2 separate regions of the Homo sapiens genome follow, and region 2 is linked to region 1. Evidence: chromatin loops called from intact Hi-C (ENCODE). Cell type or tissue: Caco-2. All regions are shown on one strand. Each heading gives the region's core, and the rest is flanking DNA. Links, peaks and the distances in the headings are about the cores only.

The links. A loop is a pair of places that touch in the nucleus more often than their neighbours do. Peaks named below come from ENCODE experiments on the same cell type or tissue, not always from the same donor. Only the 100,000 strongest peaks of a DNase experiment are listed, where the experiment ranks them.
Region 2: it touches region 1 in a loop (10-fold over the local background); 8 of 110 quality-filtered maps call a loop at or near these places.

What each region holds. Positions count from the first base shown.
Region 1 is chr7:97,101,809-97,107,200 of GRCh38, reverse strand. No RefSeq gene overlaps it. Among named protein-coding and RNA genes, the nearest start is that of SDHAF3, 13 kb to the left of the region's middle. In Caco-2, for the core only: CTCF peaks have their summits at 2,156 and 2,356 (motif pointing left); a DNase peak (open chromatin) is centred at 2,350.
Region 2 is chr7:97,497,269-97,502,660 of GRCh38, reverse strand. All of the region lies in intron 2 of LOC105375416 (a long non-coding RNA gene), which reads left to right. Among named protein-coding and RNA genes, the nearest start is that of TAC1, 230 kb to the left of the region's middle. In Caco-2, for the core only: a CTCF peak has its summit at 3,237; a DNase peak (open chromatin) is centred at 3,260.

The DNA of each region.
Region 1 (5,392 bases), core at 76-5,075:
GTGAAAGCAGTCTTTTAAAAACAATCTGGCAGCCATGTGCAAAATAGACTATTGAATGAATAAATACCTTCATTTAAACAAAGGGCCTTGCATGAATCCAGGATGACAACATGCCTGAAGAACATGATTAACTCAACTGTCTGCACTTGAGCCAAAGAAGACAGCAAGAGATTTCCAGGAGTTCATAACACATAGAGGCAGGCAGAGCTGTGGGAGCATGGGCATGAGACTATGAAGGACATTGGATTTAAGGACTGACCGGATATGAGGAAATGGAAAAAAAGCTGAATCTAAGAGGTTTTCATGTTTTCCTTTGTGGATGTATAATTGAAGACAGAAAGTCCGGAGAGAAAACTGCTTGTGGAAATGCATTTTATTTTAATCACACTGAGTTTGAATGGGGCAGCCTACCCTACATGATGCATTGAAAATTTACCTAATAGTGTCAGTGCAGTTCCTTTAATCGTCTAAGTCAGTGGCTCTCAACATCTGCTGTATATTACATTCACCTGTGAAACTGGTAAAAAAAAAAAATAATAAAATACTGTTTCTTAGGCCTCATTCTAAACTGCTTGAATGAGGCCTCAATTCAAACCTCCAAGGGTGGGCTGAGACATTGATATTGCTTAGAAGCTCCAGGCAAAGTGATTCTAATGTGCAGCCAGGATTCAGAACCAGTGATCTAAATTCCCATCTTGGAGACATTTGAGTTCTGGGAAAGTACACAAGATATTACGGCACTGTGTTAAAAACTAATTATTAAATGTTCAGCCTTTTCTGTACTAAAGAGTCCTTGCAACAATGGGGGAAAATATTGTTATATAGTTAAGAATATTTTAAACCGTAAAAGTGAAACTTCTCTCTGAGGAGGAGAATGTAAAGTGAAAACAGTAAAAACATAACTTTGAGTTATATCCACATTTATAAAGTAGGGGGAGGTGATTATAATGTCATGATCTGAAGAGCACAGCCCAGAATCTTTCCACATGCCATATCCGCAATACCACATGTTTCTCCAGGAAAATGATTTAACTTTTCCAGATAACTAATGAACATTTGGAATACAGCTTACTTATACAATCATCTCTTGATATATATGGGGAATTGGTTCCAGTGCTTCTCCTCTGCTCCCCAGGTACCAAAATCTGCAGATGCTCAAGTATATGATAAAAAATGGCATAGTTATTTGCAAATAACCTATACACATCCTCCCGTATATCTTAAATAATCTCTAGATTACTTATAATACCTAATACAATATAAATAGTTGTTATACTATATTGTTTAGGGAATAATGACAAAGAAAAGTCTGTATATGTCAGTACAGGTGCAATTGTTTTTCTGAACATTTTTGATCCTGAGTTGGTTAAATCTGTGATGCAGAACGCATGGATATGAAGGGCTGACTGTACAATGTTGGCACTCTTAATAAAGATCCATAAAATCTCCATTATCTATATCTTCTTCCTTCCTACTCTCCTTCAACCCAAACTTTCCACCAGAACTCTTGATTATATCCCAACTCTTCTGAGGAGTGTCTTCATAACCCCTTGTTCTTTCTCTCACAGGCATTTTCAATTATTTTCTTCATGATATTATTTCATTGAGCTCACAAACACTCACGAGAATACTTCAGGTTAAAAGAAAATCTCTCTATTCTGCCTCCCCTTTAAGCGACCATCCTGTTACTCTGCTTTTTTTCATTGACTTGAAAATATACATTCCTATTCCCACTTTCTCCATCTCCATACCCATTCCTCATTTAATCCCCTGCCTCCTCTTTTTTTTGAGACTGAGTCTGGCTTTGTCACCCAGGCTGGAGTGCAGTTGTGTGATATTGGCTCACTGCAACCTCCACCTCCCCAGGTTCAAGCGATTCTCCTGCCTCAGCCTCCCAAGTAGCTGGGATTGCAGGCTAATTTTTGTATTTTTAGTAGAGATGGGGTTTCACCATATTGGCCAGGCTGGTCCAGAACTCCTGACCTCAAGTGATCCACCCGCCTCAGCCTCCCAGTGTTGGGATTACAGGCCTTGAGCCACCACGCCCAGCCCATTTGACCCCTTTTAACCTGGTGTTGGCCTCACTATTCTTCTGAAATCTCTTTCTTCAAAGTCACTAGTCATTTGCTTCTGTTCACACTCCTACCCCCTCCTGACTTCCTAGAAGTCTTTGCATCTTTGCCTTCCACACATTTGTGCTGCCCAGGCGATCCCACCTTCAGGACCCCACTCCCTCTGTCTTCTTAACTGGCTGTAGTTCTTCCAGCCCACAAATGTGAACAAGTGCGAAGGCTCAATCCAAACATGACTCCCTGTCAGCGCTCTTGTCCCGGCCAGCTGTCCCCAGCAATTACTGATGCTCTGCTGCCCCCGCCTGGCCAAGCCCATTCTAACCACTTCAAAGGCCTCACTGGACCCTTATCTGGAAAACCGCCAGCATAGCTTCTCAAAAAGCTGTTCCAAGCCTCATACACACACCTCTGACCTCTCCACAGTTAAGAGTCTTGCTCTCTATATAACCACAGGATAAGTCCAAACTGGGTGTCCTGTCATCCTTTCAGAGTCTCTGTTCCAAGCTAAACTCATCAGTTTTCTCCAAAGACTTTTCTCTCTCCACGCATCTGTGACATCTTTCCTTCTTTTGATACATGTCATTGTCGAGGAATCCTTGTTTTGACGCTACTTTTGTAAATCAGTTGCTTTTTCTCCTTGCCATTGCCCCACCTGCCTAGACTCTGTATCTCTCAGTTGAAGGATTGCAACAGTCTTCTAATTGCATTTCCTTTCTTTAGTTTTTTTTCTACCTCCAATTAATAGGACATAACATATTCAAATTGATCTTTTTAAAACATGGCTTCACTCAGGTGTCTCCCACAGCCCACCATCTTCCAAAGCTTTCCCACTGTCCTCAGAGTACAACCTGTGCCCCCAGGATATAAAGTCACATTGTAATCAAAGGCAACTGGCAGCCACACTATTACTAACTCACTTTTTCATAGCACTGTACTTTCATAGTACATAGCACTCTTAAAATTGAAGGAAAACAATCTAAATAATTCAGACAAAGATATCAACTTCATAAGGCCATTGTCATTTAACCTACAGAAAGCAAAAGTCAGTAAATATATAAACAAATGCAAAAAAATTGACAAGGGACATTATCTCCCTTCTCTCTGTCCTCCTCAAATTAGAATGAATTTACAGTATCTATTCTGTTTTGTTGTTGTTGTTTATTTCAGCAGTTTTGGGGGAACAAATGGTGTTTGGTTGCACAGAAAAGTTCTTTAGTGGTGATTTCTGAGATTTGGCGCACCCATCACCCGAGCAGTGTACACTGTACGCAATGTGTAGTCTTTTATCCCTCACCCTCCTCCCACCCCTCCGCTCAAGTACCCAAAGTCCATTATATCATTCTTATGCCTTTGCATCCTCATAGCTTAGCTCTCACTTATAAGTAAGAACATATGATGTTTGGTTTTCCATTCCTGAGTTACTTCACTTAGATAATGATCACCAACTCCATCCAAGTTGCTGCGAATGCCTTTATTTTGTTCCTTTTTATGGCTGAGTAGTATTCCATGGAATACTATATATTCCATGGAATACTATATATGTTATGTCCTATTAATTGGAGGTAGAAAAAAAACTAAAGAAAGGAAATGCAATTAGAAGACTGTTGCAATCCTTTAACTGAGAGATACAGAGTCTAAGCAGGTGGGGCAATGGCAAGGAGAAAAAGCAACTGATTTACAAAAGAAGTGTCAAAACAAGGATTCCTTGACAATGACATATATCAAGAGAAAGAAATATGTCACAGATACATGGAGAGAGAAAAGTCTTTGGAGAAAACTGATGTCATTTATATATATATATAACATATATATATAAAACATATATATATAAAACATATATATATAAAACATATATATATAACATATATATGTAATATAATACCATGGTGTGTGTGTGTGTGTGTGTGTGTGTGTATGTATATATATATATACACACCACAGTTTCTTTATCCACTCATTGATTGAAGGGCATTTGGGCTGGTTCTATATTTTTGCAATTGCAGATTGCGCTGCTATAAACATGCATGAGCAAGTGTCTTTTTTGGATGATGACTTCTGTTCCTCTGGGTAGATACTCAGTAGTAGGATTGCTGGATCAAGTGGTAGTTCTACTTTTAGTTCTTTAAGGACTCTCCATACTGTTTTCCATAGGGGTTGTACTAGTTCACAGTCCCAACAGCAATGTAAAAGTGCTCCTTTTTACTACATCCATGCCAACATCTATGGCCATTCTTGCAGAAGTAAGGTGGTTTTGCACTGCAGTTTCGATTTGCGTTTCCCTGATCGTTAGTGATGTTGAGCATTTTTTCATGTTTGTTGGCCATTTGTATATCTTCTTTTGAGAATTGTCTATTCATGTCCTTTGCCCACTTTTTGATGGGGTTATTTGTTTTTTTCTTGCTGATTTTTTTGAATTCCTTGTAGATTCTGGATATGAGTCTTTTATCAGATACATAGCTGGCAAAGATACTCTTCCACTCTGTGGGCTGTCTGTTTGCTGATTATTTCTTTTACTGTGCAGAAGCCTTTTAGTTTAATTAGGTACCATCTATTTGTTTTTGTTGCATTTGCTTTTGGTCATGAAGTCTTCGCCTAAGTCAATATCTAGAATTGTTTTTCTGAGGTTATCTTTTAGAATTTTTATGGTTTCAGGTCTTAGATTTAAGTCTTTGATCCATTTTGAGCTGATTTTTGTATAAGGTGAGAGATGAGGATCCAGCTTCCTTCTTCTACATGTGGCTTGCCAATTACCCCAACACCATTTGTTGAATACAGTGTCTTTTCCCCACTTTATGTTTTTGTTTGCTTTGTTAAAGGGCAGTTGTCGGCCGGGTGTGGTGGCTCATGCCTGTAATCCCAGCTTTGGGAGGCCGAGGTGGGCAGATCACGAGGTCAGGAGATCGAGACCATCCCAGCTAACACAGTGAAACCCCGTCTCTATTAAAAATACAAAAAATTAGCTAGGTGTGGTGGCGGGCGCTTGTAGTCCCAGTTACTCGGGAGGCTGAGGCAGGAGAATGGCATGAATCTGGGAGGCGGAGCTTGCAGTGAGCCGAGATCGCACCACTGCACTCCAGCCTTGGCGACAGAGCAAGACCCTGTCTTAAAAAAAAAAAAAATGTCAGTTGTCTATAAGTATTTGGCTTTGTTTCTGGGTTCTGTAGTCTGTTCCATTGGTCTATGTGCCTATTTTTATACCAGTACCTTGCTTTTTTGGTAACTATAGCCTTGTAGTATAGTTTGAAGTTGGGTAATGTGATGCCTCCAGATTTGTTCTTGCTTAGTCTTGCTTTGGCTATGCAGGCTCTTTTTTGGTTCCA
Region 2 (5,392 bases), core at 197-5,196, 400 kb before region 1:
CATTTGCACTGGAGTCACTCCCCTTTTCTTCCTCAGGGCTTTCTCCAAAGCTACAGGAGGTTGCTGAGCTTGAGCACACAGCCAACTGGTTGGACAACCTTCAACCAGTGAAGGACAAGAGTCAGAGGATAAACGTCTCTGCCTCCTGTCCTTCAGAGGGACAATTCTAAGGTGCTTCCACATGCCTTTTTCAAAGGCCCCAGTGGGATTGAGTCCCAGGGATCCAGCTCAACAATGCACCTAGTGGTTCTCCTTCCTTGTCTTACTACCTCTCACTCTAGTGGGGTTTTTTTTTGTTTGTTTGTTTTTGTTTTCCAGTTCTAAAGGCATTGTATTTTTTCATTTATTTGAGCAATAGACTCTTTGGTCTGAACTGATGTGCATCACCGTTTCCTGTTTGGGGTAAGGGAGAGACAGAAGGCAAAGAAAGAGAGCAGGGTGATATGAACTGAGAACAAGAGCTCCAGAGAGCCTCTTTCTCTTCTACCTTGCTTCCAATCCCATGGGTCACAAGCAGAGAGATCAGCAGCATGATTGAAATGGTTTCTAAGTACATGAGAGAGACTGTCACTCTGTAAATACTCTAAAATACTTGAGGAAGGGAAATTTCACAAGTGCCTGTGTGTATTAGGTGAATCCTGTGCTGTATTAAAAAATGTGCGTATTGATGCAGACGTAACCTCATATGCCAGTGAAATCTGGAAGTGTTTTTGTGCCAATCTAGTTCTCAATATCTTACTCACTGTCTCCATTGGCTTGCATAATTTGCATGCATTAGGAATATCATAGCAAAATAGAGAGTATTCATTTGTAGGAAATTCCAACCAGAAAAACACCACTGGATGAATTTGGCTTTGTTTCCTAATCTATGGCATAAGGAAAAATTGTTAGCTTTTATGTGATTTTGGCCAGAAATGAAGTAAATAAAGAAATCAGGACAAAGATGACATGCTAGGAAAACATGTCACCTTAAGAAAAGTTTAGAGTAGCTATTACTTGAATATTTTTACACTTACAATATATGAACTTCACATATGAAACTTAAGAGTGCACTCTCTATTACAGAAGTGGGTGGAAATTAGGTGACTCTAGAAAGGTAGGCGAACGAATGTATGGCTTGATGCAGATATGAATGTGGATATAGCCCTTTACAAAGTGCTGTTATATAATTTCACATTCCATTTTTATACAACTTATGAAATCTTAATTTTCCTATTTTACAGGTGAAGTTCAAGGGAGTTAAATAAAATCTTTGAGATAACCCAGCTAGTAAGTGAGAGAGATGGACCATCTCTGTCTCAAATCCCTGTGTCCTTTCTCCTTCATCCCATTGCCTTCACCTGGTCAGTTCCTGAAATCCACCAGGACATAGACCTGGTGCCCACTTTGCCTTATGACCTGCCTCATTTCTCAGAGACCAGGGATTGGCCATGGCATCTACAATAAGGAAGAAAAACAAATGGGTCCCTTAATCGCTGCAGTTGCACACTGACCAAAGGATATTTGGCAAATATTTCTTGACTGATTTCACATAGAAAATTTCACTAGTGTCACTGCAGGCCAGTGTGTGTGGATCAATGCTACAAACTTAGATTCAATTAAGATAATTTATCTAGAGCCTCAATGGAACTATAAAGCCTAGAAACTTCTATGAGTGTAATCTGAAAAAGCTCTTACTTTGAACATTTTGAATAGACTTTGATGTTCATTCATTTTTCATGCACATATACATAATCCCAGTTTTATGTAAAAAGATGAATCTTTTAAAAGAGGCATATCGAATTGAGTTTTAAAGCATCAAACCTGGACTCTCAAATTTTAGGATAAAAATCTTTCAAAGTGAAGACTGCATTGACTATTCTGGCTTTCAAATGTATATATACACACACATATATTTATATATACATACAAATGCATATGTATATACACATAGAAATTCTTTTTATTGCTAAAGAGATTCTCTTATTGCTGTTTGCTTCATATTTAAAAATTATCTTCACTCCATACAAAATTATGTTCTTTGTTATATATGGTTTATCTCAAAGAGATTTAGAGAATAAGCAATGAGAAGAACTGGGAGTAATTATAGAAAATGTGCTTAGGCATGTGGATAAATTAAAGTATTCCGTCACAGGCTGGGCACAGTGGCTCACGCCTGTGATCCCAGCAATTTGGGAGTCTGAGGCGGGTGGATCACTTGAGGTCAGGAGTTTGAGACCAGCCTGGCCAACATGGTGAAACCCCACCTCTGCTAAAAAGACAAAAATTAGCCGGCCGTGGTGGTGCATTTCTGTAATCCTAGCCACTTGGGAGGCTGAGGCAGGAGAATCCCTTGAACTTGGGAGGCAGAGGTTGCAGTGAGCAGAGATAGCGCCACTGCACTCCAGCCTGGGTGACAGAGTGAGTTTAGACTCCATCCATCTAAAAAAAAAAAAAAAGATAAAAATAAAGTATTCAGTCACAGGGTCACTTGTGAAGGAAAGAAATGAAAAGATACAAGTAAAAAGATATTTCATTATTGAGTTTTAAAGAGAAGTCAGGAGGAAGGAATACAAGAGTTGTCAGAGAGACTGTAGAAGTTTAGACAAGAATTAAGGTGCATTTTGCAGAGATGCTAGGTACATCAGATTGTAAATAACACATCAGGCAGATTAGGCCAAGAGTAGAGAGTAGGTGGGGTGGGGAAGCCATCATCAAATTGTATTCATGGTGTGGTATGGCAATGATATTTAAAGCCAGATGAGATCACCTGGAAGTTCATATACATGGAGAACAGTAGATATTCCATATCAGAAACTAGGGTATTTCGGAGCACTGAAGGAGATGGATGCAGCAAACAAGAAGTTAGAAGGGGAGGAGAGCAAGCAAAGAAGAGAAACATATGAGGGTGGAAATCACTCATATCAAACGCTGCTGGGAGGGCAAGTAAGATGATAACCAGGAATGAGCCATAGAGTTGGCGACATGGAGGTGGTGGTGACCCAGTGCAAGAGAAGGTAGAGATGGGAAGGGAAGTCCGGAAGTGAAGACAGGAAGTCAAATATTTCTAGCTATTTTGCTATAAAGGAGAAAAAAAAGAACAAAATCATGTGGGGCCAGAGGTGGTTTCTTTTTCAAGATAGAAGCTTTTTTACCGCATTTATTTAGTGGATGGTGAGGACCTATTAGAGAAGAATAATGTAGAGTCCTAGAAAGAGCTAACAACTTCTAAGAGGATTCTAGCAGAAAACTTGACCAGCACTCCCCCTGATGGCCAGCAGATGAACAAATCCCAGCTTCTTACCCCAATCCACCACCCTCCCCAATCTGGTTTTCCCTGCTCACAAATATATAATTATCCAGACAAGTATGTAGGTACTAGGAATAATATGACTGAAATTCAGTGATGTACAGACTACACATCAGGGAAAGGACATATCAGGGAAAAACAAAAGAATCAAATGGGATAACTTCTGTAACATATAGTTCTCAAAGATTCCCAGACCAGCAGCATCAACAACACCTATGAACTTGTTAGAAATGCAAATTCTCAGGCCCCAACTCAAACCTACTGGATGAGAAGCCTGGAGGTGGGGCTCAGCAATCTATTTAACAAGCTCTTCCAATGATTCTGATGCACTTTCAAGTTTGCTACTGATTTCAAATAAGTATTTGAGGGAAACTTTAAGTTTTATGCAAACTTTGTGGAGCCAGAGTTTCATTCAATTTCACATTGTCCATCTGTTATTGAGCCATTTTTCTGGTGTTTCAATGATTTCTTTAAATTTTTTTAAGTGTTTAATTATTTTCGATATATCATATTTACACATATTTATGGTGTACATGAGATATTTTGATACAAGCATATAATGCATAATGATCAAATCAGGGTAATTGAAGTATCTGTCACCTCAACACTTATTTCTTTGTGTTAGGAACATTCCAATTTCACTCTTTTAGTTATTTTGAAATACATAAGAAATTATTAACTATAGTCACCTTACTGTGCTACAGAACACTAAATCTTACTCCTTTTAAAATCTAACTGTATTTTTGTACCCATTAACCATCTACTCTTTACCCCAACCTCCCGGCTCCCCTTCTCATGGTACCCCTCTGGTACCATCATTCTGCTCTCCATCTCCATGAGTTCAATTGTTTTTTAGCTCTTACATATTAGTGAGAGCATGCAATATTTATCTTTCCGTGTCTAGCTTATTTCACTTAACACAGTGTCTTTTAGTTATATCCATGTTGTTGCAAATAACAGGATTTCATTCTTTTTATGGATGATTAATGTATGTATGTACCACATTTTCTTTATCAATTCACTGATGGACATTGTATTAGTCCATTTCATACTGCTATTAAAAATACTACCTGAGACTGGGTAATTTAAAAAGGAAAGAGGTTTAATTGACTCACAGTTCTGCAGGCTTAACAGGAAGCATGGCTAGGAGGCCTCAGGAAACTTACAATCATGGTGGAAAGCAAAGGGGAATCAAGTATGTCTTAATGGCAGAAGGTGAGAGAGAGCAGGGGAAACTGCCTCTTATAACACTATGGGATCTCATGAGAACTCACTTTCATGAGAACAGCATGGTGAAAACCGCCCCCATGATCCAATCACCTCCCACCAGGTCTTTCCCTCAACACATGTGGATTACAATTTGGATTACAATTGTTGATGAGATTTGGGTGGGGACACATCTAAACCATATCAGACATTTAGGTTGATTCCTTATTTAGGCTACTGTGAATAGTGCTGCAATATACATGATAGTGAAGACATCTCTTTGATATACTGATTTCCTTTCTTTTAGATATATACCCAGTAGTGAGATTGCTAGCCCATATGGTAGTTCTATTTTTAGTTTTTTGGACTGTTCTCCCTAGCAATTGTACTAATTTACATTCACACCAATAGTGTACAAGGTCTCCCCTTTCTCTACATCCTCGCCAGTATTTGTTATTGTCTGTCTTTTGCATAAAAGCCATTTTAACTGGGGTGAGATGCTATCTCATTGTAGTTTTAATTTGCATTTCTCTGATTAGTGATGATGAGCATTTTTTCATATACCTGTTGGCCATTTGTATGTCTTCTTTTGAGAAATGTCTATTCAGATCTTTTGCCCATTTTAAAAACAGATTATTTTTTTCCTAAGTTATTTGTACTTTTTATATATTCTTGTTATTAATCTCATGCCAGATGGGTAGCTTGCAAATGTTTTCTTGCATTCTATAGATTGCCTCTTCACTTTGTTGTTTCCTTTGCTGTGCATATTTTTTTTTTAGCTTCATCTAATCTCATTTGTCCATTTTTGCATTGGTTGACTATGCTTTTGAGATCTTATTCAAGAAATCTTTGCCAAGACCAATATCCTACAGTGTTTTTCCAATGCTCCTCTAGTAG